2 separate regions of the Mus musculus genome follow, and region 2 is linked to region 1. Evidence: chromatin contacts called from ENCODE Hi-C or POLR2A ChIA-PET data. All regions are on one chromosome and are shown on one strand. The core of a region is the stretch at or near the end of the contact, and the rest is flanking DNA. Distances in the headings are between cores, read along the strand shown.

The links. A loop is a pair of places that touch in the nucleus more often than their neighbours do. ChIA-PET counts read pairs that join two places held with the same protein, here RNA polymerase II (POLR2A).
Region 2: a loop to region 1 is called in a map of heart, with 2.1 times the contacts of the local background. The contact joins the enhancer-like site here to the promoter of Socs5 in region 1. A Hi-C loop is called at or near these places in 3 of 37 maps with a recorded cell type or tissue (T-helper 17 cell and heart). POLR2A ChIA-PET finds 5 or more read pairs at or near these places in 3 of 5 experiments (Patski and embryonic stem cell).

Annotation. Positions count from the first base shown.
Region 1 is chr17:87,105,709-87,109,279 of GRCm38, reverse strand. It overlaps Socs5 (suppressor of cytokine signaling 5), which reads right to left and starts at 1,601. Exons shown (of 3, transcript NM_019654.2): 1 at 1,233-1,601. It overlaps Gm30510 (a long non-coding RNA gene), which reads left to right and starts at 1,933. Exons shown (of 2, transcript XR_877091.1): 1 at 1,933-2,022.
Region 2 is chr17:87,140,872-87,144,442 of GRCm38, reverse strand. No RefSeq gene overlaps it. Among named protein-coding and RNA genes, the nearest start is that of Socs5, 35 kb to the right of the region's middle. Within about 2 kb of position 1,936, at least 1 of the 3 ENCODE cell types and tissues checked has a DNase peak (open chromatin) inside an H3K27ac peak, as active enhancers do.

The DNA.
Region 1 (3,571 bases), core at 352-2,851:
AAGTGAGTTTTCATTTTGTAAGCCATAGGAAACTCAACAAATGTATGAAATTAGTAATACAGGTGTGAGTTTAACAGGAGACTACAGACTAGCTGTGCAATTCTCAGCTTACTCTTTCTAGTCCACAGACATGAAAAAGGTAACATCCCTGCAGGACAATCACAAAGGTGAACTCCAGACAACAGTCACCGCTTCCTGCTGTGTCTTCCTTCCGTTGCTAGGCCGATTTCAAAAAGGGACTATGAATCCGAGAGACTATTAAGATTAAAGTACGCATTTGACTAAATTCCCAACTGTTAGAACACTCGAGCTCATTTTAGCAGAGCCTTCTAACACCAGCATCTTTTTCATTTCATTCCTTAAAGAGAAACCATTTTTAAACTTCTATAGAACATGCAGTTCAATTTTACACGGCCCTGTAAAGAAACAGTTAAAAGCAAGCATGACTTAATCGTCTTCTAGGATAAATGTCAGTAAATCGTAATAGGACAGTCTAGCCTAGTGTTAACTTTGAAAGGAGCAGGCCTCCGGTGTAGATGAGAAGCTGCTGTAAGAATGTCAAGGTGTAGTTGGAAGAATGTCCAGGAGAACTGGTAACTGCCCAACCCCATCAAATATATACATACAATTTAAAATAAGGAATCACTGACGAAGTCCAGCAGCCAGCCACCTTTTGCTTGGAACACCAAAATAAAAAAATGCCAAAAGCTCGTGGCTGACCCCCATAGCCTTCAAAGTTGAGAACCAAACCAAGGGTATTCACGTTGTTCCTCAGCATCCTTCTGTCAATGCAACTCCCTCTCCACAAACTCACTCCGCTTCAGCTACTCGAATGCCCAAGTCCCAGCACCAAAGAACCATTTATTAAAAGCTCAAGGACTTGGAGCGGGGTCTTCCTTGCGGCCGCCTCCGCATCCTGTAATAACCACCCCAGGTTAAACCCCCCAGAGATGCTCCAGTCTTTTCCCGCATCCACGCTCCCCGGTCCTTCCTTCACGTCCCGGTAGACCTTTTATCGTCGCCCTTGAGGACCCTCAGGTCGGAGCTATGGAGCTCTTAGGTGACCTGCCTGGACCCCCTCTACCCTTGGCAGTGGGCACCGACGACCTCCCCCACCCAGTCTCGACCCACCACGACCCCGATGACGAATGCCCTCCTATCGGCCCCAGACGACCCCTTCTTCCCCTTAGGTGTCCCGACTCCCACCGAAAAGCAATTCCTCCGAGACGTACCGAGAGCCTACTGCGAGTAAGCTCCCACTACGCGCGGCGGCACCGTGCGCAGGGGCTCAACGCCCCGGCTTGTCTTCCTCTTCCCGGCGGATCCATCCCGGCCCGAGGGCCGTGCCGCCTGCGCCGAGGTGCGGAGGCGCCCACCGGAGGAGGACTGCGCCGGGGGAAAACGGGGACCCGGGCAAGGAGAGGCGGCCGCTTGAGGGCAGGCGCCGGGCGACCGCGGGGGACACTCAGCGGCCGGGACACGCGCGGCGGCCTCATCCAGGGCACCTGCGGCCAGGCAAGGATGGGCCGGGGCAGCGCAGTCAGCGACAGGGCGAGCGCGACCGCCCGCGCGTCCCGTCCTCCGCTCCTGCCGGGCCGGCGGCGCAGCCTCGCTTCCTCCGGACGGAGCCCGGGGACCCCAGCTCGGCCGGATGCCCCCGCCAGCCCCCACCCCTTCCCGGCCGCCTCCCCCTCGTCACCCTCTCCCCTCCCCCCGCCCCCCCAGCCCCCCACCGGAATGGAAAATACCTCCCGGGGTGGGGGGCGGGCTGGGCCACGCCTCTCTGAAGGGCAGCCTACCGTGACCAATGGCAGGCGGGGCTCCAGGTGGGCGGGACTCCCGGCGGCCAATCCAGAGGCGGGTAGGTGAAGGCCGGAGGAGGGAGGCTGGGAGCTAAAGAGGGGAGGCCGGCGAGTTAAGGAGGTCCGGCCGCGCTGGTGCGTGCTGTGCGCGGCTGCCATTTTGGAGTCGGGCAGCTGAGACAAGCGGCCGGGTTCGGCCGAAGAGGGAGGAGCCAGTCAGGTGGGAGAGAGGCTGACACGTGGGCGGGGTGGGCGGGGCCAAGCGGGCTCGGACTGGAGGGGAGGGGGAGAGGCCCGGGAGGCTAGGAGGCTGGAGAGGGTCACGTGGCCGTGGAACGGGCTAGGGGTGGGCGCTCGGGTGGAAGGTCAACCCGAGGTGCGGGTGGGGAGTAGCTTTGTTCCTTTGGGCTCCGTTAGGGAGACCAAGGGGAAAATGCTGAATGGAGGTTGCGAGTGCCGGGTAGGAAAAAAATGTGAATGAGTCTCCCTAGCTCCCTTCAGCATGGAGCCATCCGAGTCACTGAATTCCAATATTCAACGGGAAACCGGGCACCTCATTGAATTCAACTCTTCCTATCCAGGCTCTCAGCTGCCACGAAGATGAGTCATACACGAGGGGAGGGGTGTTGTCGCTTCCTCTCTTTGCTTGCATTTTATGTGGATCGCCCCGGCCGTGGAAATGACAGCAAGGACAGAGAAGTGAATGGGGGGTTGTGATACCCGCGAGACTCCTCAGCTGCCCCTTTAGAACCGTGGTTACCACCGCTTCTTGGCCTTTTGGCTAAGATCAAGTGTAGAACCGTGGTTACCACTCGTAAGCTAACTGGCCACTTCTTAGACATACTACTTTCCGGTGCTCAGACAAAAAGACTTGTTTACTTCATGATTCAAATACAGTAGTCTGTTCCCCCTGCGTATCTCCCCAAAGTGGTCCTTCTATCAGCGGCATACACATAGGGTCACACACACCTTAGTCCGGTTTGTTTGAAACAGTCTCACTGTATAGCCTAGCATGATTTGGAACGCAATATGTAGCCCAAGCTGTCTTCTAGGTAATGGTGCTCCTACTTCAACCTGCTGAATATTGAGATTTTTGACCACCTTTAGTCTTTAATGCTTTGCAGTGGGACCGGCAGACTACCTTTTTCTTGAAGGCTTTTCTTAGACTCTTTTCAGCCCCACCCTACCTTTCTTAACATTGTACACCCTCAGATTGCTTTCTCAGTTATTTTTCAACTGTCTGTTCTCTTTGACTCCTTGAGAGTAGCAGGTTCTGGCCCTCAGCCCTCTTATTTGGAAGGCACACAGTGCACAGGAGATGATCTAGCCATTCAGATAGAATCACGGATGGACGTCCGGCGTCCGGTCAGTGAGGGCCAGATCTGCATTCCTAAGCAGCTTTTAGCCGCTCTACTTGTCTATTGGAGTAAGTTCCACATTGGAACCCATACTTTCCGAACTTCCCCAAGCCTTCTCCTCCTCTGTTCCTTGTATTGTTTTACAGTACCACATTAGCTTTCTCTCCAGAGCTCTTGGAACCAGAGAACAAGCCTCTCTCCACTTTCTTACTGCTCCAGCATCTCCCTATCTGCTATAATTTGGACCTGGGATGTTCTTCACAGGCCTATGAATTACTCTTGGTCCTTGGCATGAAGGTGGTGTACCCTTTAAAAGACAGAGAGGCTAGTGGGAAGCTTTAGGTCATGGAGGGGGGTTATAGTGAGTTGTGAGACCCTCATCCTTTTGCTTCACTTCCTGTGCAGGATGCG
Region 2 (3,571 bases), core at 687-3,186, 35 kb before region 1:
ACAACCCTGCCTCTATTGATTCCCAAGACAAATTCTTTTACCTGATGGAAAACTAAAACATTTTATGAGCATTAAAATCAATAGAATTACAGCGTGCTTTATTCTACCCGTGTCCTAGTAATTTTCTAAGCAAGAACTTTTATGAAATTTTTTTTCCACAAAGCTCAGAGGTAATGTATCAACATTCTGACTATGTCCTTTTATAAAACCCCATATTGAACAAACAGTCTTTCAATTAGAACTACGGGTTCAATTTATCTTTTAGTGGAGCCTTTCGTAGAGAAAGGAAGACTGGCCTTGCACTTAGGCGCTCTGGATTCCTGTGTGTAGATGGGTACAAGGACACTGAGAACAGCCACCCATGCCAGGCACTGTGCTATGCACATCTCCAAGATTATTTGGTTTCATATTTCCACACCTCCGTGTTAAGCAGGTGAGAAATCAGGCCCTGTCGGGAATGAGAAACCCACCGATGAACAGCAGCCAAGCCGGGGCACAGCCCACTCAGGCTGACAATAATCCACAAGTATGGAACACTGTTAACATGCTTGGAAGAAAATTGTTCTTTCCCACCACAATCAGTAAGGAGTAGGAGGTAGCTCCCCAGTAGAACCCTTGCTTCATACGCACACGGTCTGGCTTTGATTCCCAGCACCACAAATTGCTATGAATAAACTGCTCTGACGTACGAGCGGATACTGAATTATTCTATCTCCATGTGCCACAGAATTCTAAAAATCAATAATGGTGCTGTATTCCCTCCTCTGATGAAACTTCCAAATATGGCTCTGTGAGGTTTTTATTTGATTAGTGACAGGAAGAAACAAAGGTCAAAAAAGCCTAAGACCATACACGTGTGGCAGGCTCCCCTCAGCCTCTAAGACCCTTCGTGTGGCAGGCGCCCCCTCAGCCTCGGTCCCTAATCACTCTCATGTCCCACCTCCCAGGGAGCGCATCAATACACAGATGATTGCTGGCTCGAGGGCATTGCTCTTCGTTAAAAGTTAAACAGCATCCAGTATCGTATGACTTAAGACCCGGATTTCAGTTGGACGGCTCTGCGTACACGAGGCCTCTCTTCAGTATTCGTTTGCTGTGTACCTTCTCCTTGAATTTCCTCATTCTCTATACAGCCACGAAGTTCCTTATCTCTTGTGTGGTTTTCAAAGCTACCTAGAGTGGCAACTTCCTGTCCACAAGGCAGGGAACAAACGCCCATTTCTATGGCTCATTCACTGAGTCTCTTCACTCTTATGGAAGGGCAATTTACACCTGTCCTGTCCTGCAGAGGGCAAATTCAATGAATTGTGAGACTGTAATCGCAAACCATTTAAAACCCCACTGCTCCTCAAGTAGTTTTCAATTTCCAAAATACTACTCTTTCATGTTCCACCGAAGTTCCTATGTGGTTTCAAGTCATTAGCATAGAAGAAATTATTTCCATTTTCTGTATTTGTCAAATCATATGCATGCCTACGTAGACATCTGTTTTTTTTTGTACTGGAATTCATGAGAAGTTACCCACAGAACTTTAGGAAAGTAACATGGATGCTTAAAAAAAAAAATCTCTGACCTTATGAAAGAAAAGTATTATTTGAATGCAATGTTGGCAAGCAAGGCTGGAGAAGCCACGGCCAAAAATGATAACAACAGAGCTTGGTCCATTTGCTGGCATACTCCATGAGACCCACACTCGGAAGAGCCAGGCAGAAAAACACATCCGCATTCTTCACACAAAACCAACACCTGAGCGACTTCCCAAACCCTGGATAGAATCGGGGTTGGTTGGTATTAGCTGTCAGACAGGAACGGGTTATCTGGAAGGGGGCGGGGCGAGGACAGGGGGAGGGGCGGGGGCTCTGGGTTTATATTTGAGAGACCATCTTGACTGTGGGCAGGAACACTCCCAGTGGGAACCCTGGACTGCAGGAAATGGAGCCAGTGAGCTGCGCACCAGCATCTGTCCTGCTCCTCTGGCTGTAGGGGTGACGTCACCGCGGACTTGGAAGTGGGAGCTAAAACAAACCCTTCTGTCCTAAGTCAGGTCATTTTATCAACAGAAGCAGGGAAAGAAACCAAGAATCATCTTATTTCCAAAGAAATTCTGACTCTGACTTAAAAAGAAAATCTAGTTGCCGTTTTACTGCCGACAGTGGTCTATTTCACCTTCCCATAAAGGCTCCCTGCAGGACTCACTTCTGAGTTCCGTGACAGCTGTTACGCAAACACCGAATTCTAGAAAACAATTTGAGACTTTTGGCTCTTTATCAAGAAAGAAATTGCTAAAAAGCAGAGACAGTATTTTAGTGGCACAATTTATGAATTCTCAAAGTTGGAACTACTCAGCCAGACATTTCACTAGTCTCTTGGTGTATTAAAATTCAACACTGTCTCAATTACACTTAAGGGCACAAAATATTTGTAAGATAATGAAACTAAAAGTATTACGATTCAACTGTTTTTAAAATGTCGTAGTTTTAAGACAAGCACAAATAAAATAATTTATCATGTATTGAAAGAGAATCAGGGTAAAAGTTAGGTTTAAGTGCATAACTGCACCCATTTTATGAAGATGGAAAAACACAAAACCATTTAGTGTATGACAGATTTTCACCGTTATAGGACAAAAAGAGATTGTGTGGTGACAATGCACCAGGCACCAAGCACAGCTTGTGCTGTATCAGGCCCGAGAACAGCTCCCTCCCACCCAGGATTTCTGCTCCAGGAGCCCAACCTACACCACCTCCTGTGGCAAGTGGGGTCCCTGGTGTTCCTAGGCCACTGGGGAAGTTCCTGCACCCAGCCTCACAGAGGAAAACGAACATGTCTACCCCACTAAGACCTAGGCCTTCCCTGAACACTGTAAATGCCCCTGATGAAAGAAGAAAGGTAATTTGAGCAAAAGAGAGATGCTCAGCCAGTAAAATACTCTAGATTCGGAAGTCCAAGCACAGAAACAAAACCAAGATGAACAAACCAAGACCTGGTGCCTGCAGAAGTGACCGACCCACAATACTGGCATCGTCTGGACTCCATCCAGGGCAGGTTTGTTTCCCCTTTTTGCAGACGTTCAGTTTGTAGAGAGATTATCTGTGTACTGTATGGATGCATCACCCATCAATTAAGAAGACCTATGACCTATAGGAAAGGGTAGAATAGGTGGGACATCCCGGAGGCACAAAGAATTCTGGGATAGAGCCAGGTGTGGGAGATTGACCCAGGAAGATGTGAGAAGACAGACGCATGGTACCTGAGCACAGGAAGCCAGTTACATGGTAGAATATAGGCTAGGCGAGATGGGAGATTTTAAGTTAGAGGAGAGCCTAGTATATGGCCAAGGTATTTGTAAATAATTTTGAGTCCAAGTCTCATTTCTGAGACCATGAGCTGGGAGGAAGACCCCAGGACTGAATCTATATCAGTTTGCCATTACTATTTACCTCAGCCATTCCCTTAGCTCTCTTCATACTTCTGTTTGCCCATGTCCCAGGGTAGACTCCCAGTGAGGTAACATCCCTCATCTCCTCACATCTTACTTCCCCTCTGTAGCCCAGACATCACAGTCTTGAAT